Regions from separate parts of the Homo sapiens genome. Here region 2 is linked to region 1. A link is a loop called in an ENCODE intact Hi-C map of the cell type or tissue named here. Cell type or tissue: gastrocnemius medialis. All regions are shown on one strand. Each heading gives the region's core, and the rest is flanking DNA. Links, peaks and the distances in the headings are about the cores only. Region 1 overlaps ZFHX3 (zinc finger homeobox 3). Region 2 has its middle 21 kb from the start of ZFHX3.

Evidence for each region. A loop is a pair of places that touch in the nucleus more often than their neighbours do. Peaks named below come from ENCODE experiments on the same cell type or tissue, not always from the same donor. Only the 100,000 strongest peaks of a DNase experiment are listed, where the experiment ranks them.
Region 2: it touches region 1 in a loop (3-fold over the local background); 12 of 110 quality-filtered maps call a loop at or near these places.

The regions. Positions count from the first base shown.
Region 1 is chr16:72,985,186-73,000,726 of GRCh38, forward strand. The region is part of intron 1 of ZFHX3 (zinc finger homeobox 3); the gene reads right to left. Among named protein-coding and RNA genes, the nearest start is that of ZFHX3, 55 kb to the right of the region's middle. In gastrocnemius medialis, for the core only: no CTCF peak of the experiment used is centred there; a DNase peak (open chromatin) is centred at 7,216; H3K27ac peaks cover 2,500 bases.
Region 2 is chr16:73,061,617-73,077,157 of GRCh38, forward strand. It overlaps a transcript of ZFHX3 not described here. Among named protein-coding and RNA genes, the nearest start is that of ZFHX3, 21 kb to the left of the region's middle. RefSeq lists an enhancer at 2,836-3,457. In gastrocnemius medialis, for the core only: no CTCF peak of the experiment used is centred there; DNase peaks (open chromatin) are centred at 7,165 and 7,495; H3K4me3 peaks cover 1,002 bases; H3K27ac peaks cover 2,500 bases.

The DNA.
Region 1 (15,541 bases), core at 6,019-8,518:
CCTTCTCATCAGGAGAAAAGGGGAACGTAAACATGAACCACACCAGAGATGGGCTATCCAGTGAGGCTGATATCATCTCAGGCGCCACCGACATCTCTCTCCAGCATTCTGTCATCTTATGATCAACTATGTAACTCCAGACATCCAGGGGAACCTGAATCCTAGAACTAGATGTCCCCAAATAAGTGGTTTCTCTGTAAAAGTCAAATGTGGATCACAAAACAAATGTGAGGGGAGTCCCAGGAAAGCCAGTTGCATAAGGGTGTCCTCAATTAAATTCTACACACGTCAATTTTTCCCCAGGGAGGGCGAGGCAGAGCTGAGAACAACATTGGACTGGACAGACTCAAGGCAGGGAAGAAATGGAATTTTCGCTCTTGAGATTCAAATTCCTGAGTCATAGTTGAAATCCCACTGCTATAATTGTTTTAATACACTGTCTCCACACACACAAAAAGACGCCTTTAAAAAGTTGTACTGGCTTCCAGATTCCCTGGTTAAAACCCTCCCTTCTCCTGGACGCTCTCAGATACAAGCTGTGTTGAACTCACTAGCAGCTGTCACATTCTGGCACTTGCTTGGGCTGTGACCAGAGCAGTCTTCCGCCCAACCAGGGAAGGCACAGGCTCTGCCGGCAGAGCAGGGGTTAATGGAAGCTGACCGCAGCACAGTTGTTAAGGTAATCAATACCACTGAGATACTAAAGCAGTGTAAGCCACAATATTGATTGCCAAGCAGATGATAAAACTGTTTATTATGATAATTGCAGGGTCCCTGCAAGATGCTCCCAGCGCTTCCTAAAGCTGTTTACAAAACTAATAAAGATTTGCCATTTCAAGGTCTTCCATTTTTAACCACCCCCCACCCCGCCAACTCCCCACAATCTCCCACTCCCAAAAAGCAGGCCTCACCCCTGGGCGGTTAACATGTTCTTCCCAGGGACAGGCACTCCATGGCCCGTCCTGGGTGGAGCTTCACTCTCAGATTCTCTAAAGAACAGACTGTCCTTCTCCACCCTCACCCTGCCCCCAACTTCAGGAAGGGGAGGACGGAAGCACAGCCGACAGCCACTCAGGGCCTTCAGATTTCCTCCTTAGGACCCGCCATGTGATAATTATGGGGTTTTATCGATGGAGGGGGGCTGCTCAGGGCTCCTTGGGCTGACATCCATTTGTTCTAACACATTTAAGAAACCACACCACCTTGGTTTGTAATTAAAACTTCTCTGGAGAACTTGGTGGCCATGAAGCTAACTGAACATGGTCAAATGCTGATTGTAGAATGCATTTCCGCCAACACTACTCAACTGTGACTTGGGCTGCTGAACTGGGCTTGGGTCCCAAGTTCTATCATGCCCAAGGCACCCATTTAGTTTTTATTAGCAGTGGAAATTAACTCCTTCTTGGTCACAGACACCACCGTTTTCCTCGAGACGCAAGTTATTGAATTATCGGCACCGTCTCCAATGCTGTCACCTCATGTTCAAGAGGAACTGCAATGCAGACATATTTTTCAATATAAGTAGGCATCTCGCAGGTAGTATAATCATGTTCTTCGGACCTCTTAGGGGAAAGCCACTGGGTCCTGCGATTAAGGATGGCAGCCCCAGGACTTCAGGGCTCTGCAAATATACCGAAGGTGTGTTTTCAGAGTGTGAAATGGAAAAAACATAGAACCCAGCCAGGTGCAGTGGCTCATACCTGTAATTCCAGAACTTTTGGAGGCCGAGTCAGACAGACCGCTTGAGCCCAGGAGTTTGAGATCAGCCTGGGTAACACGACGAAAACAAAACCCCACCTCTACGAAAAACACAAAAATTAGCAAGGTGTGGTGGCGAGCACCTGTAGCCCCAGTTACTCGGGAGACTGAGGTGGGAGAATCACCAGAGTCCAGGAGGCTGAGGCTGCAGTGAGTTGTGGGAGCTGTGATCCAGCCACTACACGCCAGCCTGGGCAACAAAGTGAGATCCTGTCTCAACACAAAACAAAGAACTCAAGTTTTAAGGAGAATTCAGTAGTCATTCCATCAGCAGCTAGAAGGCAAGCACCCATCCCTCACTCAACTCTCATAGCAGCTAAGAATATTTTACCTGTAATAGACTTCTACAGCACTAGGCCTTCAAAACAACATTTGCAATTGAAGGGACACCACTTTGAGAGCTGACAGGCCAAAGTAAGATGATGTGGAGGCTGCTTCCACCTCCCACCCTCCCCGATCAAAGCATGGAGAAATCATTCACCAGTGCTCCTGGTCTCCGTTGCCACTGCCACCTCAGTTTAGGTAGAGGGACCTCTACCTGCCCTATTTTCTTCCCATTCAGCTGCAACCAGCAGCTCTGGGAGGTCATTGCCCCCACACTGTGCCTGTGTACACATGTATGCTTCAATGGTGTGGACCAGTACAGACATGCAGCTCCTTTATAGACATCTGGTTCTGCCCCACCTACTCCCAAACACACAGAAATCAGAACACTGGAGCCAGTTTTATGTAGAGTATCATTCGTTTGCCAAAGACCTTGCCATGAACTCATGGATACCACAGCATGGCTGGAAGGGATGCACCAGGGATTCCTTTAACCTGGCTACCTGCTCTTAGAGGAACTATTTGGCAACCAGGAATGGCCGGAGGGAATCTGAGGCTTCCCTAGGACTGCCTTTCATGAATCACCTGCTCCTAGGCAAAGTGGCAAAGGACAGACAAACGCCACCTACTGAACTCCAAGCTGGACGCCCTATTCATTCACATATGCTCACGGGGCCCATGTTAACAAACACCTCCCTGGATTTGATACCAAAAGAAAGTTTAATATTATATGTGGCTAATTCTGCTGTTACCTTTTAACCTCACTTGCACATATCTGTCCTCCCAACAATAACTTCAGCAAAAAACATACCCTAAGAACAATATGGTCCACACTTGGAAACCCGCCCAACAGGGCCAGTCGAGCCTGCATAAGTGCTAAGAACCATTTAGGAGCACTGTAAACCATTAAGGCCATTAGCTCTAATTTGACCTCCACAAAATACATCAACCCACTAGGAACAAATTTAGAAGCTTTCCAAAGTCAAGTTCTCAAAACCTGAAAGGCTCATAAGCACAGTCTAGGGCAGGGAACAGCCAGCCAGTCCCGGAGCTACTCTTCCCGCTCCCACCTTTCCTGCAGCTGACTGAAGGGTGCATGCTTAGCTGGTACACGGACCCAAGATCCTTCTCCAGCCACTGGATCAGGAAGCTGTGGCCATCGAGGGGTCGATATGCAGGCTGGAACCCGCCAAACATTTCTGATTAAGGGATTCACTCCAGCCTTCCTCTGAGCTCACACCATATACAATCTTCCCTCTGCACTGCTCTAAATCACTTCTTTTCAAATAACGCGGATTTCTGGATTCATTTCCAAGTGATCCTGATTGGAATTCAATTGCACTAACTGGGTCCCTGCAACAGGTCAGGGTTCACCCAGTCTTTCAATCTATAAAGGCAGGTATCATGTACATTAAGAGCCATGATTCCCCCACATTAATACATGTGTCAACACAATAAATAATTTCTCCAACAAAACTTATAACCATCAGCATATGCTATAAATTTAAATTGCAAAATCATCATAATTTTTCATCTTTATTCTTCACTGATAATTACTGACTGCATTTTTTAATACTGATGGCATCATCTTGATGAGGAAGCAGGCAATGAAATAAACTACGGTACTGGCTAGGCACAGAGATCACACTTACAATTCCAGCACTTTGGGAGGCCAAAGTGGGAGGATCACAGGAGCCCCTGAGTTTGAGACCAGCCTGGACAACATAGGGAGACCCCATCTCTACAAAAAATACAAATATTAGTAGGAAGTGGTGGTGCACACCTGTGGTCTCAGCTAAGAGAGGCCAAGGCAAGAGGATCACTTAGCCCAGAAGTTTGAGGCTGCGGTGAGCCAAGATCACATCACTGCACTCTTGGCCTGGGCAAGACAGCAAGACGCTGTCTCAAATTAAAAAAAAAAAAAAATTAAAACAGAGCCAGGTGCGGCTGTTCATGACTATAATACCAGCACCTTGGGAGGCCGAAGCGGGTGGATCACCTGAGGTCAGGAGTTTGAGACCAGCCAGGCCAAGGTGAAACCCTGTCTCTACTAAAAATACAAATATTAGCCAGGCGTGGTGCTGCATGACAGTAATCCAAGATACTCAGGAGGCTGAGGCAGGAGAATTGCTTGAACCCAGGAGGTGGAAGTTGCAGTGGGCCAAGATTGTGTCACTGCACTCCAGCCTGGGCGACAGACACTCTGTCTCAAAAAAAAAAAAAAGAAACCATGGCACTATCAAACTCCACCAGCCAATGCGAGAAGCAGGCTAAGAACACGCATACTAGGTAAGTGGACAGTGCACATGGATAAGTCAACAATCCTTCAGTTGCTTCAATGACAAAAACATACCACATACTTATTTCACTCATCTTTCCAGGGCAGAAGGAAGAAATAAGTGGGAAGAATATGGGCCAAATGAGTTAGCAGTAACAGGAGAAGCAAGATGCAGCACACAGAGTTCTACAGCCCAGGAAGAATTGCCAAAAGCTGAGTAATCCATTCCAGCTCCACCCTGCATGAATTTCCAGGTATCAAATTATATGTTAATTATGCGGACGCAGAGTTATATGTGGGGAAGTGGTGTTAGTCAGCACCCAAGGGGTGGAAATTCAGTAAAAATTTAGTTTTGTCAAGTATGTTTCATGCACAGGCCTGGGGCTCCTCTGGCTCAGGAAAAGAGAAAGCAGGAGTCAGGAGGCCCAGACCTTTCCCTAACAGGGTCCCACAGCCAATTCGCTGGCCCTCTCTAGACCAACTTTCCCGAATTATAAAATACCACAAGGTTTGGGTTTTTTTCCCCCCACCGTTTCTGTTCAAATCAAAAAGCGCTAAGTCCTGGCTGATTTCTGACTCAGCCAGTCAAAAGAGGGACACGCCTCCCTAACTGCAGGAGGGTGGGGAAGGGCAGCTGCACTCAGTCCGATGGAGGGGAAACCAGTAAACCCGTCCCTTGGCACTGTCACTTGGCAATTTCTGAGGTTTAAGACGACACGGCGTTCTCCCAGGTCCTGGCCTGTAAATGCCAGGGAAACGCATTGTACTTGTGAAGAGAGAGAACACAGAGTTTCGAAACTGCTCTAAAGCCCATGTCTCAGGCTGCAAGAACGTTATCAGTCTCACACATCGTGCCCCTGCCTCCAAGGCCCCCATCACCACATACTGATCTTGCCCTGATTTGAAGCGGGCGGGAGAGAGCTATGGGGAAGTCCAGGCCTGTCCCAGCCACGGATGGGACAAACAGACAGGAACTGAGTGCTGAAGACCTTGCTGTAGCTGCTGAGCGATCTTAAAAGGGATCCACCCTGGAGGAGCTGAGCACCCTCTTCTTTCCAGTTCTCCTCACTTTAAACGATTTTTGTCTAATAATGTACCCAACAGGCAGATATCAGAGAAGCACTAAACTAACACCTTGAAATGGGTCAATAATGGCTGGGCGCAGTGGCTCATGCCTGTAATCCCAGTACTCTGAGAGTCCGAGGCAGGTGGATCACTCGAGGCCAGGACTTCGAGACCAGCCTGAGCAACATGGCGAAACCCTGCCACTACTAAAATACAAAAATTAGCCGGGTGTGGCGGCACATGCCTGTAATCCCAGCTACTCGAGAGGCTGAGGTACAAGAATCGCTTAAACTCGGGAGGCGGAGGTTGCAGTGAACCAAGATCGCGTCACTGCACTCCAGCCTGGGTGACAGAGTGAGACCCTGTCTCAAAAAATAAAATTAAAAAAAAAAAAAGAGAGAGAAATGGGTTAATGACAAAGAAGTCCTATACACAGCATAGTATGTACTGTATAGCATTAGGATAATATAGTATAGCAGTCCCTTATCCGAGGCTTCATCTTCCATGACCTCAGTTACCCACATTACAGTACAGTAAGATATTCTGAGAGAGAGGAGAGACCATATTCCCATAACTGTCATTACAGGATATTGTTTTAATTGTTCTATTTTATTATTAGTTATCACTGTTAATCTCTTACTGTGCCTAATTTATAAATTAAATTTTATCATAGGCATGTAGGTAGAGAAAAAAACATAGTCTACCTAGGGTTTGATACTATCCTCCCTCTCAGACATTCCACTAAGTGTCTTGGAATGTCTCCCCAAGGATAAAGAGGGACTGCTGTCGTGGCTAGGAGTATATGCTCTGAGCTGGCATCCCAGCGCAGAGGCCATTTAACAGCAGCAAATTTGCTACAGACTTTGGGCCTCAAGTTCATCACTCATATGATGGGTGTAGGATCATCTTTACCCCATAGGGTTGTAAGGATTAATGAGACAGTGAAGTATTTAGCACAGTAGATGCTTAATAGGGGTTAGCTATTAATGCTTATATTAATATTTATTAACATTTATACAGACAAAGAACATGTTCTCATGTCATTTGCATAGCAATCCAACAAAGGCCGTATTCTCACTTTTGAGGCTCAGAGAAGCAGAGAGACTTGTCCATGGTCACACACAAGTACTCAGACTTCCAGGCCAGTGTCTTTTCCATCATCTTTTTTCAGGGTGTTTCACCCACGCAACACTGGCCAGGGGCTAGATGGTTCCAGGTGGGAGTGGGTGAACTTTGTACATTCTGGTCATTAGCCAGTCAATGTTTATCTGAGCCAATCCAACCAGCACGAGCCTGTGATTCCTCAGACACAATTGCTCGGGATGATGCTAAGGTGGGTATTTGTGGTTATAACGGAGGATCCCGTGAAAAGAAAAATGTAAAGCAAATAATACAGTATAGGCAGTACAAAGAAACAACAGAAATGATGCCCTGAGTTGGGGGCAGAGGGGTCTCTTCCACTCTCAGAGGCTGTCGCCGAACTGATCTTTCTCACATAGTCAACCATTAAAAGTCCCCAACCCACAGGTCCTAGTTTCTTCTAAGTATCCATCTCCCTCCTTGCTAGAGCAGAGCCTCCAAAATGAAAGCGTTTCTCCGCCTTCCTCCAGGCCTCCTGAGAAAGGTTATGAGATGGGTTATCAGCCTCTCTGACCTCTGCAGCCATCAACAGCACTTCTGCCTCTCCCATCCCCCACAGCGAGGATCCTACAGCCCAGAGCCAGCTTCCCTGCCTTCCCCCATTAATGCCTTTCCCCTCCAACAGCTATCACAAGAGGGCTGTTTAGTGAGAGGACCTCCGGCTGACCTTTGCTGACAGGCTCCAAGCTCTCCCTGTAAACGGATCTAATGTGAGGCTGGGTAATTAGCAACCAAGTAGTAATTGCAGCTTCTAACTATGCTCGGCCAAGATTGCAAAAATTCCCTAGGGGGGTGCCTCCTAGGGATCCCAACCCACACAAAGGCATTTACTCACAGCCAAAAGAGGGGACTCAGCCACATTTCTCATGGAGGCCAGCACTTCTCTAGGTCTTAATTAAAGTGGCACCCATGTAAAGAGACAGACAGCAAAAGGAAATTAGCAAATAAAGGAGACTGACCAAGAAAGAAATGTATGGCTTGCTTGGAACAGCCCATTCAGAAAGGTACAACCTCTCAAGGTGGATGGCCGTGCACACGAAACTCATTCCAGCCGCGGAAGGAAGGCACCAAAGAGCCTTCGAGGGGCATCAAAAACTGCAGAAAGGCCAGGCGCGATGGCCCCTGCCTATAATCCTAGCACTCTGGGAGGCTGAGACGGGTGGATCACCTGAGGTCAGGAGTTTGAGACCAGCCTGGCCAACATGGTGAGACCCCATCTCTACTAAAAATAGAAAAATTAGCCGGGCATGGCGCTAGGCGCCTGTAATCCCAGCTACTCCCAGGCTGAGGCAGGAGAATCGCTTGAACCTGGGAGGTGGAGGCTGTGGTGAGCCGAGATCGCACCACTGCACCCCAGCCTGGGTGACAGAGCTAGTCTCCATCTCAAACAAACAAACAAAAAAAACAAGAACTGCAAAAAGGCAGGACACATGAAGACAGGTCCCCCGGCCTGGCTGGCCAGCCTGGCTGCCTGCTCCTATCACCCACTCAACCAAAATCACTCCTCACCCAAGCACCCTGTATGGCCCACTGTTCGCATCACAAGATTCTAGATGCCAGGCCATGTGGTCTATGCTAAGAGATCCGTAGTATCATCTGCTATGATTTGGTGATTCCACCAGACCTGTCCACAGGCCCCCCTACCGTTAGCTGCCTACATGTATTAACATGTTTCAGAATAACGTGCAAAATCCCCATTGAGAAATAAAGATGTGAGCACTTCCAAATAGAGCAGCTGCCCTCCTCATGACTCTAAAAATACCTAAAACTGCACAAAAAAGAACATTGTCAGACGAAAAGAATCATCCCTCCTCACTCTAACAGGACAACAAGCGATGCCCAACAGCACAGCAGCGCCTGTTTCATCCTTCCTAAGAAAACCCTTTATTTTTCAAGCCCACCACTCCCCACTCCAATTTCCTTTATCTGTTTTGTACTTAAAAAGTCACTTCACTGAACTGCTGTTTGCTCACGATAACTCCTGAACCTCTGTCCTCAGGAGAGGCGGCAAGTTCAGGGGGCATGGTAGCTTTCCCACGTGGACCAGACTTTCTGCCAACCTGAATTACACCCTAGACGTCTTCAAACTTCATTTCCTCTGCCACTGTGCTGCCCGATCCCCCAATGCATTCGGGGCTGTAGAGACTCTCTGGGTTGAATCCAGTTATAAAAACCAGGGTAGCAGCAGCCGAGTGCACTAATTCACCCTCCATTTCCTTCTCCAAACAATTAATATACTTAATAACTCCAGCCCCGACGACAGATTTCTCAGACACCCCTCTATTAACCTCTCCCCGCTACAAGCAGTGGGTCTCCACCAGAATTCTTCTGTTCCCTATCACTTAATCATTTTTTAATCCACAACAAGGACTTTGTGCCACACTGTGGTTTTGTTCTCTCTTAATCTTTTATAAGGGACCTTATCAAAAGCTTTTAGAAAATACAAGTGAATTTTGCCTACCAGGTCATCTTTATTATTTTAGAATTCTTTATGAAGAAATTATAGACTTTAACATTGTAAATGAATATTTAAGACTCAGCATTCACTTAGACATGCAAGTCTGGCTCAGGTTATATTTAAGTCGCTGTATTACTTCCACCTTCAGAAGGATTCTTGTCTGCCTCCTGGGATGGAATGACTTCCCCTCCCCAAGCCCCCAGGTGCCATTTCTGGGATTCCCCCAAGACTTTCTGGACCAGCTGAAATTGAGTCCATATTGAGTACCAATGGGACTTAGAGTGCATTAACAGAACCTCAAACCAAGGAACAAAAGTCATCGAGCCAAGGGGGCCTGGCTATGGCAGCCTATCCGACTCCTACCTCCTCTACCTTTCCCCAGGTGGATGGCAGGGAGCAGCAGGCTCCCCTGCCTCACAGCTGGCCCGCACATCTGCAGGGAGCCAATGACAGCTTCTTGATGTTGACATCACTTAGGCTGCCTCCTAACACTTGTTTGTTGTAGCTATTATTTCTAATTAGCACTTCTCAACAGAACCAGTGCTCAGCACCAAGGTTCCTCCTGACGGAACAATTAAAGAGGCACAAGGGGCGGGGGTGTTTCCTAAAATTATTCTCTTGGCAGGTTTCAAGGTAAATCATCTAGTCAAATGCACATCTCTTCAAGAGCTGCCTGTGGACAGGGTTGAAAAGCTGTAGCAATATTCCGGAACCCCTGTTTGAAAGCATTCCCATCAAGTTAAATGAAGGGTTAAGGTAATCCAATTACACCAATGTGTTTTCCTGATCACCAGGGGAATCCTCAGCCTTCCCCGTAATCTGCTCCTAACGCCCCATTTAGTCCAATGCTGCACTCCAATCACCAAAAATGTAGACAGGGTTCCCACTCCTACAGCCAGATGAGAGGTGCCTGCCCCTTCTCCAAAATGGGATGGTGAAATTAACACATTTCAGAAAATATTCTACAGAGTCCAGAGTCCAGGGCACGCTTTATCCTTGAGGAAAATAATAAATGTCGAGTCCTAATGGCATGTCAATTAAAGGGGTCACCATAAACAAGCTGTTCAAACTTTCCCCTCCACTCTTCGCCCGTGCCTCTCCAATCTGGGTGCCCTGGAGGACGGAACGGGAACTGCAGATCCAGGCACTCCATTATGGCAACCCAGCAAGCAGTTCAGCACGGACTTAATGAGCTCTTGGAAGGAAACAGGAAGTCTATAAAGTAATTTAAATAACTTCCAGTCCTGAAATAAAGGAAATTAAACCGCTGGCACAAACCTCTCTGATGGACACCTTCTTTGTCCCTCCGATCACAACTACAACTACAGCGGTCATATTGCTCTCCCCAAGACCAGGCCCCAAATTCCCCTAATATGAAACACAAAGGCTGTCAGTCCTCAGAGCTCTCCAAGCTCCTGCAGAGGCTTAAGCCATGGATGTGGCATGGTGTGCAGCAAGAACACGGGAATCCGCCCACAAACCCCGCGCTGGGTCCTGCCACTCCCTAGCTGCAAGACCTTGGGCCAATCATGCAACTTCACAGGGCCTCAGCGTTTCACCATCAACAAAGGAAAGCTCTGGGCCTGGCCAAATGACTTCTAAGATTATTAAGAGGGTCAAATGAGCACATATGAGAACAGCGCCAATTGAAAACACAAATAAACGTCGGTATTTTCCAGCTGCCCAGGGCCTTAGGCTCCAGAATTTCTCGATGTTCTGCTCAGGAGGCACTGTCCTATCTTGGTAATTATGAAGGCATATTCATACGTTCTTTTACTGCCAGGTGCGGTGGCTCACGTCTGTAATCCCAACACTTTGGGACACCAAGGCGGGTGGATCACCTGAGGTCAGGAGTTCCAGACCAGCCTGGCCAACACAGTAAAACCCTGTCTCTACTAAACACACACACACACACACACACACACACGAGCCGGGCATGGTGGCGGGCACCTGTAATCTCAGCTACTCAGGAGGCTCAGGCAGAAGAATCACTTGAACCTGGGAGGCTGAGATTGGAGTGAGCTGAGCTCGTGCCACTGCACTCCAGCCTGGTGACAGAGCAAGACTCCAACATAAAATAAATAAATTAATTAATTAATTCGTTCTTTTGCTTCTCCTAAGCCCCTCAGTGTAGATACTTATTTGCATGGACAATGATCAGTCCAACTAAGCATGATTTTCTTATCAGCAGAGACTGTGTCTTCTCATCTTCTGTAAACCAGTGTGCCCAGAGCCAGAGCACCAAGCAGCCAAGAAGCTGGTCCTCAATAAAGGGCTAGAATCTATAACCCATGCAGTTATCCAGACATCCTTAAGCACCAAAATGCTAACAACTATCCATCAACTCTCTACAAAAAGAGACAAACCTAATAACAAGATAAATTCCATAACTGGTTGTGAGCCTACAAGGCGGGGAGGGGCTGGGGGCGTGGGAACCCCGCCTGTGCAACTCCTTGCATTACCAGGCCCTGCCCTGAGTGCAATCCAACCACGGAGTTCTGGCAGTTTCACCTGGTAAACCTAAGCTGCTGGATGCTAAGGACTGTTTCTGGCCACAGAGTTAAGTTTACTTTGTTGATAATAATCAGCCAGATATGGACTGGTCTGACCAGTACTCCGGATCCAGGATCACAAAGAAAAGACAAACTTAAAAGAAGCTTAAGGTCAGCCTCGTTTTGCTAGCCCTCTAGGTATTACTACTGACAACTGGTATGGTCAACCCTTGACCCCTAAACTGGTAAAAGCCAAGAGTAAGGCTGGACATTCAGTGTGGCCAAGAAAGCTACCCAGCTTCTGGGCAGAAGCGCAAGATCCTGGTGCTCCGGAAAGAGAACCGTTGGGCCCGGCTCAAAAACAGACCCTCCCAAACCAACCCTGAGAAAGGAAATCACAAACAGAAATCTAACTTTTCTATAAGGGCACACTGCACAAGTGTTCCTGCAGCTTCACAAACAGGTTCTGTGGGAATCTGCTCTATCGCTCCCATCTGTCACTGGCGGGGTAAGATCTGTCTTGCATATCATGGCGGTCTCCATCCCACTGGAGAATTCAATGGTGCTGTCTTGCATATGGGCTGTGAAACTTGAACAACCGGATTCTGAGGGTCCAGACGTCTCTGTTTGAGCAACAGCTGCCTTCCTTTAAAGGTCCCACAGTTGAGCAATAGAGTTCTTTACTCAAGAGGGCTGTTCCAAGTCTTGAGTAACCACCCTTGCCCTCAAGGGTTCCCCAGGGTGAAGCCCCATTGCCTCTGCCTCACCAAGGAGGCAGCGACTCAGTCTTCTCGCTACACATCTGTCTCCTCACTTTCCAGTCAGATCACAGCCAGTGGGACACAATCTGACAAAGTTCTGTCTAAGGTGGGGTAATCTGAAAAGCAAATACAGATCATCTCCCCCCAGACTTATTCACAGCACTCCCCACTGGAGCCAGGTTTGACTTTCCACAAAGTTCACTGGCCAGAATCATAACCCACACATCTATGGCTCTTCCTTCTTTAACCATCTTTCATGTAAATCCTTCATCTAAAAGGGGAACCACCTATCTATGAACTTTAAATTTCCCAGTATCCATGTTAAAAAAGGGGAGGGGCCTGGTGCAGTGGCTCACAGCTGCAATCCTGACACTTTGGGAGGCCGAGGCGGCAAGATCGCTTGAGCCCAGGAGTTCCAAGACCAGCCTGGGCAACACAGGGAAAGCCTATCTCTACAAAAAAAGAAAAAAATTAGCTGGGTGTGATGGTGTGCACCTCTGGTCCCAGCTACTCAGGAGGCTGGGATAGGAGAATTGCTTGAGCCTGGGAGGTGGAGGCTGCAGTGAGCCATGATTGCACCACTGTACTCCCGTGATTTAAAGCAAGACCCTGTCCAAACAACAAAAATGAAAACATAAAAACAAAAAAATAATTCAAGGCTAGGTGCGGTGGCTCACACCTATAATCTCAGCACTTTGGGAGGCCAAGGCAGGCAGATTACCTGAGGTCGGGAGTTTGAGACCAGCCTGGCCAACATGGTGAAACCCCATCTCTACTAAAAATACAAAAATTAACCAGGTGTGGTGGTGCATGCCTGTAATCCCAGCTGCTCAGGAGGCTGAGGCACAAGAATTGCTTGAATCCAGGAGGCAGAGTTTGTAGTGAGCCAAGATCATGCCACCACACTCCAGCCTGGGCAACAGACTGAGACTCTGTCTCAAAAAATAATAATACTAATAAGGGGAAAAAAGAAACAGGTGAAATTCATTGTAATATGTCTTATTTAACCGAATCTGTCTACACATTATTTCAAACGTAATCGATCTAGGTTTTATTAAGACAGTTTCCCCTTGTTTTCCTACTAAGCCTGGGAAAACTGGTATGTGTTCCACACTCACAGTATGGCTCAGGGCGAACCAGCCACATTTCGGGTGCTTAGGGGCCACATACTGCAGTAATGTAAAACCCTGGCTTCCTCTAATCATGAGAACCTAAAACATAACTCTGATCTGGCCCCACTGTAATAATTCATGCTTGTAGTTCTCACTCACAGACTTTACAGAACTTACCGCTGCTCAAGACTCTTTCCCACGGCATTAACAATTATATTTGGGTGACATGTCAAGAAGTTAAGCTGCCCGGGCCTGGAGTTAACAGATTTTCACAGAATTGTGTACAACTTATCTGGTCCATCAGATCGTCTCTCTGGGGCTTGTCCACCATTAAACTAGACCCCTGGGGTTTCTTAATTTAAAATCCTCATAACCCTTTAACTTGAAAACTCACTGTCTTTGCAATGACATGTGGTTAACTCTGTAGTAGCCACATAAACATCTCCTCATTCTTAAACAGGAGACTTCCATTTTGACCTAATCTGAGATTATTCTGAATTATTTCTGCCCTAGTCACATGTACGCTACAGACATGAGATTACACAGAATAATCAACTGAGGTGGTGCCTACACAATCTTTTGTTTTTTTGTTTTGAGACAAAGTCCCGCTCTGTCGCCTAGGCTGGAGTGCAGTGGCACCATCTTCCCTCACTGCAACCTCCGCCTCTCAGGTTCCCAGGTTCAAGCAATTCTCCTGCCTCAGCCTCCTGAGTAGCTGGGATTATAGGCACATGCCGCCACACCCGGCTAATTTTTGTATTTTTAGTAGATACAGGGTTTCGCATGTTGGCCAGGCTGGTCTCGAACTCCTGACCTCAAGTGATCCTCCCACCTCAGCCTCCCAAAGTGCTGGGATTACAGGCATGAGCCAACATGCCTGGATACCTGGAAAATCTTAAGGCACAAACAAACACAGGACAAATCCACAGGCTTGGGAATCACTATAAGCAGAAGAAAAATGTCCACAGGGCATAAACTTTGGAGGCATGCTCACAGCAACCGCTAACCAGAAAACTTCGCAGGCTCAGTCCAGATCTGGGCAGGATTGGCTCAGGGGTGACCCATCTATCCTGAGAGCTGTCAGGACCCCATCCTATTGGGCACGATACAAGTCAGACATGGGACAGCCTTCGATGCCAGCGTGGGCAGGGGTCTCACCTGAGCCCACGAGACCACACACACTTTGGCAGCAACTCTTGAATCAGTCAATTTTCTTCACACCATAAGTACATACTTCACTCTCTCCGCTCAGCAGCTGCACCTGCCCTATCTGGTGGAGTGGAGGACACTGGCAAGCTGAAAGCTTCTGCAGGCTCATCCATCCAGATTCAGCTCTAAGAGCAGGGCAACCCGGGGAAAATGGAAACATACAGAAAACAGTTCACTTCTGGCTTGTCGCTTTGGCTGCAGGCAAGAGAAGGTGTGCACAGAGTTTTGAAGGAAAGACTGGAATGGGCTGACACTGGGCTTTGTTCCCGGAGCCCCATGGGGACAGGGCTGGCTTCCGAACCTAGAAATGCAGAGAGCTGCTCTCCAACAGGTGGAGGGCCCACCCGAGTAAGTATCCCGGGCAGAAGAACAGAGCAGGCACCACTGTCTGTCAACACCAGGCTCGGCATCCTCCCATCCCCCAGGGTCCCTCGACCTGTCCCCAGGGCACTGGAGAGAGGAGGGAGGGACGAAGGGCACGCGGTGAAAGGAAGGAAGGAGGCGCCTCTTCTTGGCGAGCTGATGGGTGTGAGTGGTGAGCATGAATTAAAAAGCCATCCGGGAACAATGGTCTTTTCATATTTGGAGCCTGTTCTGCACAAAGCTCAGCTTGTTCTAGTGGGAGGACTCTGCTTTCCATTTTTTTCCTAACTCATTTCCTAGGGTTGTGGCAATGTCTGGCACTCGGCTCAACCCAATAGAGTATCCTTTAACTGAAGGATGTGCCAGGCAGGCCTCCTCCTTGACTTCGTAAGTGGTGGCATTGAGACACACAAAAAGGGACAACTTCAGGAAGCTTTTCTGTCTCGACCCGTGGGCTCCCAAAGAGCTCCTGGGTGTTTCTCTGAATAGCTGCCTAACCCACAGAAACACACACTGGATGTTTTCAGCGGCCAAACACCCATTTCCCTCTCAAATTACGCTAGACATGCCACACCCAGCAG
Region 2 (15,541 bases), core at 5,972-8,471, 76 kb after region 1:
GAATTTTTCCATAATACATCAGGTAAGGAAAATTGTTCAGACCCTCAGGAATATATTCACTTCCTTTTTATCTGTCTTCACGAATCTTCATAAAGCTGTTTATTTTTTTAAAGATGTGGTAGAATTAAATTCCTCTTTGTAGATCTTGAAAAATCACTTAAATACTATGTATTTATTTTCTTTTAAAATGTAAATAGTACTAGAAGTGAACTTGCAGCTTGTTTCTTATATAAAACGGTGCGGAGGAAGTCAGTATTTCCTTTAGTATAAGCTATTTGGAGGAAATTCTGGATATAAATGTATTTCATGTTACAATATAGGAAAATGTCAGCTTAATCTGGTAAATACTTATGCTAATTTTACTGAGTGAATTCGTTATAAGGAGGAGAGGTACCAAGCTTGTATGATTGAATAATGCTTAGACGATAATCCAGCATCTATATGGATTATTTTACGTACAAAATGAGAAAAAAAAAAGGAAACAAGAAATTCAGAATCTAAATCTTTCATTTAGCTGGCAAGAGGGCAGAAAATTTTAGACCAACCTGTTTTTAAGACATTTACATTAGGAGGGAAAGTGGAATGTAGGCTAAATATTGCATTGCTGTGTACATTTCTCTAGCTCTCACTCAAATGGATATAGATATAAAAACACAAAAATATATGCATAAAGGGGTACATAAATATACATTTGAATGACTTCAGATGTCTTTGCATTTGTGTGAGTATGTGAATATATCTGTGCACACAGATATACAAGGTGTACATAAATTCAGGTACTGGGCAGAGCTGTGTGAGTGCTCGCTCACTGGGGGCTTGTGTTTCCAGATCTGTTTGAAGCCACTTCTTTGCAAATATAACATAAAAAGGTTGATTTAATGATGAAGATGTGAATGGTGAATTTGAGTAAGAATCTGCTTCCCTGCAATTATCAGAATATGGGGTTGCAATGTGAGCAGCTATTATTTGGTCCAAAGGCTAAAGAGGCAATGGGCCATCTTAAGGGGCAAGGAGGATGAAGGGGTCTTAGGAGATCTCACTTGGAAAAAGCCTAGCTCTGGGCCCTGGGTTTTCTTCTGCAGGGAGATTGGGGACACAGAAGCAAAAAAAAAAAAGGAAGAAAAAAGAAAACCCCGTGTGGAGGCAGGAGAGGTTGAAAGGACGCCTCTCCGTACAACTCCAGAGCTAGATCTAAGGAAGGGGTTGGAGGGTGAAGAATGTGCGAGTCCCTTTTCGAATGTGTATTGTTATTCTAAGTCTATTGTATGTACGTGTTGCAGTCCTTTCATTTGCCACAACATATGGATTCCATAAATGCAGACATGCCGAAGTGCATCTGTCTGGGTAGTTAACATGATCTAAACATCCCTCTTCGTTCCGCTAACTCCGGCTCTTCTTCGGGCTCCTCGGCAGCGCTCCGGGCCAGCCGGCCCGTGCCCCAGGCTTGCAGCGCCCGGCAGCCTCGTCCTTTTGTGGTCTCTGCACGGGATCCAAGGTGCCGCGCGGAGGAGGCGGGCTGCTCGCAGTGCCGGGGTCAGAGGCGCCGCCACCGGCGGCCTCTGCGCGCGCGGGGAGGAAAGGGTTAAGCTGCCCGAGCCCGGGGAAGGGGCTGCTCTCATCCTGGAGCGAGGTGCAGCCACCGGCAGCTGTGATTTAGGGGTCAAGTCCGAGATCACCTTTCTCCTGCCTCTGGAAATGGCAGAAGATGAGATAGGGAGGGAGAAACTAGAGAGTGGCAGCCAGGCGCAGCACGTGGGCTCCATCCATCCGACACCCCCATCGCCCCGGTCCACTCCCTGACCCCCAGACAAATCGGACAGTTCCCTTTTCTGGTAGAGATGCGGGGTGCGCTTCTTCTGAGCGTCCGGAATCGCTCCATCCAAGGCTCTGCCCTAAGGTTAAGCCACTGTGCCCTGAGCCTCAACCACCAGATCTCAAAAGTTTGCTCTCAATGCGCCAGACAGTGAGTAGCTGAGTCTGAGTAAAAATCACCCCCCCTCCCCGTTTACGAAAACCAGGGGTCCCCCTGGCAGGACTAGGCCGTTTGAATGTTGGTGCTAGACCCTCAGACTCCTGTCACAGTCCCCACAGTCGTGAGGGGATGTACACAGTGGTGCCCACTACATGCAGCTTCTTGCTTTGTGCCTGTATTCTTTCTCAGGATCTTGCTTTCCCCCAACTCAGGCGGACTGGGGAATACTTTGGTCAAAATAAATTTTTACACCTGAAAGGTAACCAAAAACCAAATTCAGATGTGTTTCTAGGGTTTTTTCACTGGAAAAGAGCAGAGGGTCTGAAGTCCCCTTTTGTTATGGTTCAGTGTCCGGCCCGCCAGGTTGAGGGTCCCCGCGCCCAGGTGACGTTCTGGGGGCTGTAGGGATGCGCACCGTGCCCACAAAAGGCGCTTTAATTGAGAACGAGCTTCCCAAATCCAACTCCACGAGGATGGCATTTAGGACGACAGCTCTTTCGGAAAGTTACTCCAAGAAAAAGGAGTTTTTTGGTGGGAAAAGAAAACTGGCTCGAAATGACAGAGAGAAAAGGGAACTAGATCCCTGGGGGGCAGGAGGCAGGTGGGGGGTGCGGTGAGAAGATAAGGAGATGAGCCGGGAAGTACACGGACAGGGAGTGTGGGGCGCGGCCAGGGAGGTTCCGCGACGCCCTCCCCTGACTCTCACTCCAGCTACCAGGGTGAGGGTGAATCACCCCGATTTTAGCTTCTGCTTCCAGGGCCAAGAGCAGACCAGCTGGTCTAGAAGGCAGCTGAGGTCTGTCTTCTGAGCCCTGCCGCCCCTAACCCTGCCAGAGCCTCCAAACCGCGGAAATCAAACCAAATTGGCCGCTCAAATCTAGAGAGGTTTCATCCCTGGGGCAAGGGGGAGGGAACAAGCCTTTTTTTTTTTTCTTTTGAACTCCCGATTCAAAAGAGACCACAACCTACTCTTGAGTGTCATCTCCAGTACATGGATTGTGGGTATGTTTCATTCTTTCTTTTTTCCTGTTTCTCAGAAGTAAAACCTTTAAAGAATGAGCCCCAAACTTGGAGCGCCCGGATCCTTGAAAGAGTTCCAAATGATAAAGCCTGCCCTTCATTTTGAATACATGGCGCATTGTGAAAATGCAGGGCAATTAGTCAGTTCCAGGGTTTGAGTCAGATTCCCAGTTTCCTCAGCTTCTTTGCAATGGAAATCTGAAATCCAACCTTGGGGCAGGAGGCGCGGAGCCGGTGGCTCTCCCGGGTTCCACACCGCCTGCACCGCTGGCTAGCGCCTGACTTCCCTTTTGGTGACCTGGTAGGTACTAGAAGTTTGCACCACATGTAAAGCCTGGGGCGAGTGAAGAAGAGAGAGAACTAACTTCATCACAGCGCAACAAAGTGAACAACTTGAGGGCAAGAGACCCTCGGTCGGGCTGTGTTCGCTTTAGGGATTTCCAAGGGCATAACTTGGGGGAATGGTAGAGACTTCTTGCTTGCCAGCCGGAGCCAGGAAAAAAGGAAACCCTGCGATGGGCGGGCGGCGGGCTTGGGAGCAGGGCTGTGAGTGGGCAACTGAGACCTGGCTCCCATCTGCACATAGCCCTCCTGGGCCAGCGCCGGGAGACGGTGCCCACGGTGGCACGTGCATTGTTGACACGCAGACACGCAGGCGTGCGATAACGGAGGGATGCGCGGCTGAACAATCCCCCCACCCCACCCCATGCTTGCATTTCTTGCAGGCATGGCTTATTTAATGGCCAGGGAATTGAGTGCCTCTTACCCACCACCCCCATCCCTTTTATTTTTTGCTGAGAAATGTAAAAAGGAACCTATGCCGTGTACATATTCTGAATAAACGTGAGGGTTTTTTTTTTTCTTGAGGAATACCTAGCGCCATAATTTTGTGATTTAAGGGGGCGAGGGAAATCTTTGAAATGAAGGAAATCAGTGGGGGACGAACTAGCTTTTCCTGGTGTGTGTGTGTGTGTGTGTGTGTGTGTGTGTGTGTGTGTGCGTGTGTGTGTCTCCCCAAAGCCAGTAATGGGATTTAAAATGAGAGATTCCCAGTCCTCGTCCTCCCTCCCATTCCATTTTGCTCTCTTCGCCCCAGAAAACATCTGCGATAACCGGCTGCACGTCTAAAGGGACGGTTTAAAGAGAAACAGGGTTTGGGGAGCGCATCAACTTTCTCTTTTTCAAATAAAGTTGAAAAAAAATTCCAAAGACAATTTAAGCAACAAACGACATCGAACAGATATTTTTCCAAGGCAAAAAATTTCCGATTCGTTGGTTTCCCATTCTCAGAAATAGAGAAAAATGCGAATCCGATCTTCCCGTGCGCTCATGACACGAAATTTGGAGCCCGTACTTGGTTAAGGCTGGTGAGTGCAGGGCAGGGCGTGGCCCCACGGCCGGCAGGAGTCCGGCGCACACTGGGCCTGGAGCGCACTGACTGGGGCTCTGGCTAGCCGGGCTACCCGTGGGGTGGCCTAGGGCCCAGCCTGTGTCAAGGCTGCGGGCAGGGCACTGGTCCCCTGTGGACTCGGGGCGCGCCCTCTCAGCCGCCTCCCTGTTTAATTCCAGAGCTCAGCGGGCTGCAGGGACATTCGACGCCAGTTTCCTCAGGCCCGGGCGTGAGACGCGCCCTTCTCGTGTCTGCTCTTCCGTCCCTCTGCGCTGGATGTTGTATAGCGCAGGCCCCTTCCCTCCCCGCCTCTCGTTCCCAAAACCTTATCATTGAGAATTCGACAGTTGCCCCGAGATGCTGATCCCAGTTCACGGAGCCAGCGTGCGCGTCCCTAATGCCCGGCACACCCATCTCCATTTCGGGACCCTTTTTTTTCCTGCGGGCTCTGGACTCCCGGGAGGAAGCCTCGGGCCCTCCGGCTCCCCGGAGACACCGGCTGAGGCGCTTAGGCCAGTGCAGAGTCGCCGCACTGGGACCCAGGCGCCCCTCACAGGTGCACGTAGGGCATGGCCCAACGGCCCCTCGGATGGGCGGGGAAACAGGCCCGGGCGGAGCAATTCGATCACCCCATTATGCCCCTGCGGATGCCCAGAAAAGCCACGAGGCCCGGGGGACCGCCCCAGCAGTGGTCTGGAAAGGAGAGGGCGCGGCGAGGGGCGCACCTCGCGCCCAGGGCCCACGCCGCCCAGGCCCCGTGCCTGCCTCCCCGTCACCCTAACTCCGCACCCGGGACTGCTGGTGGTTCCCTTCTCTTTCCGCCGTTCTCGCCGGGCTGCCTAGTCTCTTTAGGGCCACAGATGCGCCCTCCTCCCCCCAGCCCCGCGGGATACGGAGGTGAGAGCACTGAGATGGGGACCCTGAACCCAACTGCAGGAGGACGCTGGACCCCTATGTCCCCAGGAGCCCCTTCCAGCCAAGGCCTGGGGAGGGAAGGCGCCTCTGCACCCCTCAGCCCCAGGTGCAAGAGCTGGGAGTGGAGAACCCCCGGGGCCCTGCTCGCCTCCAAGGCAGACCAGAAACCGGGCCCGCCAAGGAGGCGGGAGTGGGTGTGTGGAGTTAGCGAAGGGCCGTCTGGAGGGGTGCCTGTGCCTGCGTGTTTGGTGCTGCACGTCTCCCTCCCTCTCATTCTGTCTGGGAAGAAAAAAGAAAGCGGGCAGATTTGAGCCGACCCCTCTTTCCGCAGCCTGGGAACGCTGCAGCAGGAAGAATTGCTCATAACGACACTTAAGCCCCGACAGTTGAATGCTAAAGGTTAAACTTACAGTCTTCAGGGAAGGGCTTCCTGCCAACTGGAACAGTGGTGCGCGCTGCCACGGGCGCTCCTCCACCCCAGCCTGGCCCCTCCAGGTACAGTTCACATCACGGCTCTTGGCATTTGTGAACTTCAGCGAAGGAGCCCCTGGGTGCTGGCTTGTCCCTGCCCCTCATCTTCAGGGAACCTCTCCTTCCTGGTCTCCCCCATTATTTTGCCTGTGGCTGGTTGAGACCTCAGTTTGTCCCTGGGATCCTGCCCTGTGGGTCCCAACTAGTTCCTGCTGTGCAGTTGGAATGGACCCACCTTTGCAACAAAGATGCACGGTTCACACAGGTGGACACTTTGGAGAAACTGCATTCATCCCTTGTCCCTTTGCACAGAGCACTCAGTGGCCCCTGCAGCTTGGCACAGATAAAACCAAGGCTAATACACTGAATTTAGTGCCCAGCCTTGGAGGGGTCTGCAGAGAGACGCTGGCTGTAAGGAGGCAGGCGGGGGATTGTCAGGTGGAAAGCTTCCCCCAAAGGAATAGCCAAGGGAGTCTCTATTCCACGGACCAAGGGCCCCTCCCCCAACCCACCACCAAATGATGGTAAGGTTCAATTTAGCACCCCTAAAAAGTATATTCCAGTAGGAGATAGATGGTAAAGAGAATGCAGTTCAGCTCTCAGGAGCAAGGGAAGGTGGCTCTTTTCCTACCTCCCTAGAGAGCCCACATTTGCTGAGCACCTACCTTGCCTTAGCTCCCTGCCAGGCACTTTCCAAATAATTGCATTCAGTTCTCCCAGCAACCCTGGGAAACTGGTATTATTAGTCCCATCTTATAGATGAGGAATACCAGATTCAGAGAGGTTAAGTCACTCACTTAAGGTCACACAGCTATTAAGTGGCTCAGCTTGAATTTGAACCTGGGCCTGTCAGGCTTTAAAGCTATTTCTATTACACCAGTTGCCTCTCATCAAGGTCAGTAGAATCAGGGGACCCAAGGGATGAGAAAAGATAGATGTGTAGGGCAGATGGGCTGAGGCGCAGGAAATAAAAATATTCCCGGAAGGGTGCTCTGGTTTTGTATGGATTCAGGGCTAGATTCAAGACTAAGAGACAAGTCACTGATGGGCATGGTCCCCCATGTTATTCACTAAAGGGAAAAAGGCCAAAAGGGACAATGCAATAGAGAAATATCAACAAAATCCTAGGATTACAGGGTTGGAACCCATGTAACAATTGCCTGGTGTGCCCCTTGGTTTTCCAGCCTCGGCTGGCCATACTAGGGAAGTTCATACCAGGCCTTTTTGTTTTTCTTTGTAAATTTTCTGACTGTGTCTGAAGCTCAGACAAGTTCCTTACTTCTGTGAGTCAGCAGGGCTAACAGGAAGGGATGATCAGATGACCAACTGCTCATGAAAAAATATGAGGAAATCCAGTAGACAGGGAATAAGAGCAGGCAGAGACAGACATCCAAAGGCAGGCCCCTTGGGAACTCCTGGTCACTTGAGTGCTCCACTTGCAGGCCCTAAGGTAGGGAAGGCTGTGGGTGGGGCAGCTCCACAGCTCCCTTGAAACAAAGATGATGCCTGCTTTGCCAATATTGAGGTTTGGCCACCTGATGGTCGTCCACCAACTCTGGCCTCCATGCGCACTGCGGGTACTGACCACCCCTTTGGGCGCAACTGCACAAGGGGGAAGGGTGGTCAGTCCAGTGGTATGGGCTGATCACTCCTCGCCGTGCTCGGCTGGGTTGACTCTGACTGATGCTGCCCAAGTATGAGTGTGTGTAACTGGGCAGGACTGGCCAGGCCCACACGGAGAGGTTGCTGAAAGCCTTGTTAAGGAAGTACTTCTGACTAGGCAATCCAATTACATAATGCTGCAAAAATAACTCTGGGCTGGGAGTCTTGAGAGTGACGTATTTTGTTAACAGAGAGGGGTATCAAATATCTGTCTTTTAACCCGAGGGCTGAAAGTACACTTGTGCATACTGACTGGCCTCTCACCCTCTCCCCCAATAAGGGATGTTAAGCGGGTGGCAGGGGGGAAGCAAAAGAAGAAGCAATGATGCACACTTGTTTTTTCCCCTCCTTTTTCCCAGGTGCAACTAAAGCCAACTGTTCAGTTTAGCTATATTCTGCCAGCTCACGTGTCCGTCTACAGAATCGTGCACACCCAAATTAGCCATGCAGTGCTATAAACTGATCAGGGAAGATTAAGCAAAAGAAATGAGGGAGAGAATAAGAAATGAGAGAAAAACAGAATGAAAGGTGGTTTTGTTTTATTTTTTGGTGGGTAGAGAAGGGGAAGGGGTGAATTGTCTCATTATATTCATGAAGACTAGACTAGGACTCCTAGCTTCCCACTAAGGTGACCAACTGGTCCCAGTTTACCTAAGACTGTCCCACATTTAAAACTGCATCTTAGGAACCCACTCATTTCTGAAAAACTGAGTTGGTCACTCCACTTCCCACGGGCTTTGGCCAAATTTCCACCCGGTCAGAAAATAACTGGTCATAATGGTATATCCTGTCAATCCAAAATTGTTCGAAGAGTGATCTAAATGAGATATTTCATCATGGACGCAAAAGCCTTATTTCCAGGCATTTGAAGAAAGATCCATACACTTCTTCCTCCCACTACCATTTTGGATTCTAGAGCTTTCCAGGTGGAAAAATTACCTGCTTCATTCAGTTTGCTTTCAGATAAAGTTTCCAGAGGTCCCTTTCCCATTTTAAAGTGCCCCGAACTCCTGCCATGTTTTGCTTGAGAATCCTTTCATACCATTTTTAAAGAACACTGCTTGAAAGTCATTGTACCTTTTTTCAACTTCTTTTCTGTTGTGGGGTCTCCATTCCTTCCTGGGGCACCAGGGTCACACACTGAACTGTATCAAACTCTTTTAATGTATTCTCATTGAATCTGTTAGCATTTTCTGTTTCCTAATGTTGATAATTATTGCATCTGATCCTTTCACTCTAAACTGCGGCCGTGCAATTCATCCTTAATCTAGATCCATCTGAGCCCCTTCCAAAGAAGACACAAAGATAAGCTATCCCTGGCCCAAGACACTCATAGCATCTGAGCTTAGATTCACATTTGTCCCCACCTCTATTATTTTTTTTTAATCAAAATGTTTCCAAACCCCTTGAGCTAATTATAAAAGCGAATAGCTTTTCCTCTCCGAATCATATTCCTTGACTTGTAAGAATGCAATTCCACTCTGAGACCACCTTGTCGCAGACGTGAAAACCTGCTTGCCGAGGACGCAGCAGAGAGGAAAGGGTGAAGCGGGATTCGTCTCCCGCCCTCCCTCGGCAGGCACTGCCTTTATGGAGTCTATTTCCAGTCTGTTTACCTGGCAAGGACCACGTGACCAATCCAGAAGGAAATGCTGACATCATTGTCTCTCTCTCTCTCTCTCTCGCACATGTGAGCCTCCCTCCCTCCCCAGGCCGCCTGCATTCCGGTATCCATCCTCTCTGCCTCTCTCCAGCGCCCGGTCCCCTCCCCCACCACTCACGCCTTCCACCACTTATTTCTCTGTCTTTCTCATGTCACACTTTCCTTTGTTTTCTTTTCCCCTTGCGGGCTGGTTCCTAGACCGTCTTGCGCGCGCGCGCGCGCGCGCGCGCACACACACACACACACACACACACACACACACATCTGGGTGCCCTTTTCTTTCTCCCTCCCCTACCCCGCCCCCCAACCCTCCCCCCCGCCCCCCGCTTTTCAGTTTTTTCAGATCTGTGGCCATTGAGCCCTCACTCTTTTAAAAACACCTTTCCTCTTTCTCTCTAGATTTGAGATTTCTAAATTAAAAAAAAAAAAAAAAGTCTGGAGGCCTAAAAAGTCTTCTGGGCCAGGGGTAGGGGGAGGAGGGCCAGGCAAGGCTGCGGAGTCCAGCCATTCAATTTCCTGCTCCACTGAGCTTCGAGATTTCGGTGTTGGGGGTTTGGTCAAACATGCTTTCTTTCTTTATTTATGTACAGCTTCTCTTCTTCTAGTCTCCATTCCACGTTTTCCCACCCTGCTGCTGACCAGGCTCCCCTGCCTTCCCCACTGCCAGACCACAGGTCCCAGCAGCTCCTGGCCTTGAGCGGAGGGAGGGAGGGAGGGAGCACGTGCAACTCGCTCCTGGTCTTTTCTCTGCTGCTGCTGCTGCTGCTGCCGCCGCCGCCGCCGCCGCCGATACTGCTGCTCATTCTATCAGGGGCTGGGGAGGCTGCTCAGCATCCTCCCAGCCTGAGACCCGGGGAGCTGGGAAAGCCAGGATGCAGAGAGGAGGGGAGGAGTGGCAGTCCATGCAGGTGCCTCCTGCCTGTTCAAAGGCCTATTTATAGGAAGAACCAGCAGGCAGGGCTCTGGGGTTTGGCTGCTCCTGGGCAGCTTTCTTGGTGCACGTGGGCACAGAGCCAGAGCATGCAGTTTAGAGGAAATGTTTAATAAAGACATGGGAGCCTCAAAGTGTTTATTTATTCTCACAGAAAGGTGGAGATAGGGTGTGCCTGGAAACTGCTTTGAAAGCGGACAGCAAGGTAGTGAGGCCACAGGGTGACACCACTGGGAATCAAAGGGAACAGCTGTCTCAGGCCAAGGGGCACAAGGCAGACACTGATGGGCCCCATTGCTTCCACCTCCCACCCTAGGCTGTTCTGAGTGGGATGATACCCCTTTTAGCTTGGAAGTGGGACATGGAAGAAGATATGAAGGGTCACATGAGAGTGAGACAATTAAGTAGTCATTACTTAGGGGTAAATTCATAATCCCCAGCACTCAGAAAGGTGGGATTCTACCTGGAGGGCATGAGTACTTCGATGGGTATGTTCACCACTGGGTTGGATAGAAAATCAGAAATGTAGGCCAGGTGGGGTGGCTCACGCCTTTAATCCCAACACTTTGGGAGGAAGGTGGATCACTGGAGGTCAGGAGTTCAAGACCAGCCTGGCCAACACAGTGAAACGCCATTGCTACTAAAAATGCAAAATTTAGCCAGGCGTGGTGGGGGCGCCTGTAATCCCAGCTACTCAGGAGGCTGAGGCAGGAGACTCGCTTGAACCCAGGGGGTGGAAGTTGCAGTGAGCCGAGATCGTGCCATTGCACTTCAGCCTGAGCAACAAGAGTGAAACTCCGTCTCAAAAAAAAAAAAAAAAAAGGAAAATCAAAAATATAGGATCCTATTGGAAGACCCTACTAAGACCTAGAGGTGGGACTCTGAATGTTAATATAGTACCTGCCTTCAGTGTTTGGGTTCATTCCTATTTCTTTGTTTTTAGAGACAGAATCTTGCTTTGTCACCCAGGCTGGAGTGCAGTGGCATGATCATAACTCATTGCAGCCTCCAACACCTGGGCTGAAGCAGTCCTCCCACTTCAGCCTCCTGAGTAGCTGGGACTACAGGCACATGCCACCATGCCAGGCTAATTTGTTTTACAAATTTTTTGTAGAGACAGGGTCTTGCTATGTTGCCCAGGCTGGTCTCGAACTCCTGGCTTCAAGTATCCTCCCACCTCTGTCTTCCAAAGTGCTGGGATTACCGGCATGAGCCACTGTGCCCAGCGCATTCCTATTTCTTTCTTTCTTTCTTTTTCTATTTTTTTTTTTATTTGAGACGGAGTCTCACTCTGTGCCCAGACTGGAGTGCATTGGCACAATCTCGGCTCACTGCAACCTCCATTTCCCGGGTTTAAGCGATTCTCCTGCCTTAGCCTCTCAAGTAGCTGGGATTACAGGCATGCACCACAATGCCCGGCTAATTTTTTCTATTTTAGTAGAGACGAGGTTTCACTGTGTTGCCCAGGCTGGTCTCAAACTCCTGAGCTCTGGCAATCTGCTTGCCTCGGCCTCCCAAAGTGCTAGGATTACAGGCGTGAGCTACCGTGCCCAGCCTCCTATTACTTAAGACACATTTCTAGTACTATGCCCATTGAAATGGCCCTGGCAGCCAGTCAGAAGAGAATCCAGTTATTATGAGGCTACCTTCTAGAGACCTGTTCCTTCAGCAAAGTATAAAGACAGCAGGGAGGGGTGTGGTGGAAGAGGTCGGTCATAGATATGTCTCTCCAGGATCAACAGGATCTAAATCCTCTTCAGATATGCTGGAAATCTAGAACTTCCTACAGGCTTTAAACATTTTGTACAAGTTCTAATTTTAAACTTCTAAATGTCATAGGCCAAGGACTTGCTGGATTTTGTTTGTTTTGTTTTTTGAGACAGAGTATCACTCTTTTGCCCAGGTTGGAGTGCAGGGGCACGATCTCAGCTCACTGCAACCTCCACCTCCTGGGTTCAAGTGATTCTCCTGCCTCAGCTTCCCAAGCAGCTGGGATTATAGGCACCTGCCACCATGCCCAGCTAATTTTTGTATTTTTAGTAAAGACAGGGTTTCACCATGTTGGCCAGGCTTGTCTCAAACTCCCAACCTCAACTGATCCACCAGCCTCGGCCTCCCAAAGTGCTGGGATTACAGGCATGAGCCACCAAGCCCGGCCTGGACTTGCTGTTTTGAGACATCGTTAGGTAGATAACTCCGTTGGTCAATGAAATTATTGTTGTGGCTTTTGATTCCAAATAAAACTAGTGCTGGAAAGTCTCAATGTCATTCTCATCATCTCAATATCTCATCATTTATGGAGCCACTGCTAAATTATGAGTACGGAAGGGTAAGGTGAAGCACAGGTTCCCGACTCCCAGCTGTGGGTTTGAGATGCCTCTGTCAGTGAATGTGTGCTCTTCACTTCTTATCAGTTTTTGTCAAACTAAACTCCAAGTGGTGGAAAGATATAAGAGAGGGTAGAGAGAATCATACAAAGCAACCAACCCAGTAGGATTATATGACCTTTATTGTGGCATCTTTCAACTTTGGAGGTATCTGGAGAATAATACGAAGGAGGTTCTTTCTCCATCTTTGAGTCTAGCTGAAGGCTCAGGCTCACTTCCTCACGCGGACCCTGTCCCAGGCGCAATGTTGGAGGTGACCTCACCCAGCTCCTCATATTCAGCTCTCTGAGTGGGTTTCCTGCATTTGTGTAAAACTGTACGGAAACCAAAATAATAGCAACAAGATCCATTTGTTTCACTACAGAATACCTGTGATGATGTGGAAATGCATATGCATTCATAAGTAGATTTGTATTCATGTTACGGATGACCCGCTTGCTTCCCCAAGGATAGGCACCATATGGAGTGTTCACTGTACACATCTCCATAAACGCCCACCATGCTAATTGGTACTCAGTGCTGTACCCATGGGGAAGAGAGGATAATGAGAATGATAATGACAATGATGACGACAATGATGACGACAATGATGACGACACTAAACTGCAGATGCCGATTCCAAGATGAAGATAGTTCTGGGCATACAGACATGCTTAACCAACGAGGAAGGAGGGAAGGGAGGGAGGGAGGGAGGATCAGATCGCATTGAAACACTCAGTGTAAGTCCTAAACCAAATTCCTTCCTTCCTTCCTTTTTTCTTTTTCTTTTCTTTTCCTTTTCTTTTTTATTTGAGACAGGGTCAGGTTCTGTCACCTAGGCTGGAGTGCAGTGGCACAATCTCAGTTCACTACAACTTCTGCCTCTGGGCTCAAGTGATCCTCCTAAGTAGCTAATTAGCCTCCCAAGTAGCTGAGACTATAGGTGCATGCCACCACACTCAGCTAATTTTTGTTTTTTTTTGTAGAGACGGGGTTTTGCCATGTTTCCCAGGCTGGTTTTGAACTCCTGAGCTCAAGCAGTCCATCAGCCTTGGTCTCCCAAAGTGCTGGGATTACACGTGTGAGCTAGTGCACTCGGCCTTTTTGTTTGCTTGTTTTAAAGCATAATTACTCTATTATTACCTACTAAAAGGAAGATAGGCCAGGTGTGGTGGCTCATGCCTGTAATCACAGTGCTTAGAGAGGCTGAGGCAGAAGGATCACTTAAGCCCAGGAATTTGAGGCTGCAGTGAGCCATGATCACACCACTGCATTACAGCCTGAGCAACAACAAGAGAATGATCCCCAACTTGAAAGAGAGGAAGGGAGGGAGGGAGGGAGAGGGGACATAATATCTACTGCTGAGCCTGTGGGCTGGGCTAGAATGGCGTAACAATAAAACAATCAGTTTTCATTGTTGGTATGTTTTTAAAAATATGATTTAGTACCTAATACTTCTCTCTCTCATGGCAAATCAGTGAGGCAGTGTTGGCAGCTCAGGACAGACTCACCTTACACGCAAAGCCTAAATGTCAGAGACATGATCTTGCAGTGATATACAATATAAATAAATTAAAAATATATAGAAAAGTGAATACATACAAGAAAGAGCTACCTAGAAGAATCAAAGACTTTTTTTTTTTTTGAGATGGAGTCTCGCTCTGTGGCCCAGGCTGGAGTTCAGTGGTGCAATTTCAGCTCACTGCAACCTCCGCCTCCTGGGTTCAAGGGATTCTCTTGCCTCAGCCTCCCGAGTAACTGGGACTACAGGTGCATGCCACTATGCCTGGCTAATTTTTGTATTTTTGGTGGAGACAGGGTTTCACTGTTGGCCAGGTTGGTCTCGAACTCCTGACCTCGTGATGCGCCTGCCTCAGCCTCCCAAAGTGCTGGGATTATAGGTGTGAGCCACCGCACCCGGCCAGCTTTTCATCATAAAAATGAAACAAAATTTAGAGAACAGGAAGATTACCAAAGGCTTGGGTTCCAGTGTTAGCTCTGCCACTAACAGCTGGATGGCCCCCAACAAATCACTTAATCCTCACTGTGTAACTTCTCCTTGTAAAATGGAGATAACAGTGCACACCCCACAGGGTTGTTTCAGGATTAAATGAGACTGCAGGTATAAAGTGTCTAGCACAATCCCTGGCACATGGAGGGGGGTCAATCCATGGCAGAAATGATTAACAATATTCTGATATTTCTTACCTGTCAGCATTGCAGGGTTGCAGCGTGAAGATCAAGTGATTGTAAAAGTATTGCATGAACTAGAGGAACTGAAACAAATCTAAGATGTTCTTTTTAGGTGTTACTGGGCTCTAAGTTAAATCTGTTAGTACTGGGAAGTGGAGCAATGAGATAAAGATACGTTATCAAGGACAAACTCCCTATACACAGATACCTGATATACCTCGTTCCAGCCATAAAGTTGCTGAAATACGAGGAATGCAAGTGCCTAGCAGACTTCCTCAGGGGGATGTTGTGAAGATTAATAGTTTAGAATGATGTCACAGTTATTAAGGTGCTTGGATTCCCTCGAGCAGAGGGGATATGTAAATCCAGGGACTCATCATAAAAGTAATATCATCACTGTTTCTCACAGCCGACTGTTTCCTAAGCTGGGATAGAATTTCCAGAAGTATCTTTCTCTTTTAGAATTACAGAGTATGACAGATTTATTTCCACACATCTCACTTGCTTTCAGAGTTATTGTTTCCTCTTATTCCCCCCACCTCTTTGGTGACAGAGAAGCCTGAGAACCGATCCTGTCAGGAATTTCTTGGGGAATTTTCAGAAGCATGTGAACACACAGTATGTGAATGGCTGTGCGCAGCGGCATTAACTTTATTTTATAAAATATGTGTGTGTGTATATATATATGTATACGCACACACACACACACACGACTGATCTTCCAACCATATCTGAATAATCAAAACCATGAATGACAAACATGTCAGATACATTCATCAGAACTCAGAGGATCTTCTAGGGGAATTCACTAGCATGTCTTCCTCTTAAAATAGGTCAGGTAACTATTCCCCTCCTTTGGGACTCTCAAAAAGGATGCGCTAATAAATCTAGGCCCCAGGATAGGAGCTCAGTTGCCCTCTAGACGTCTAATGCCAATCCCCAAATTTTCTGAATTTAT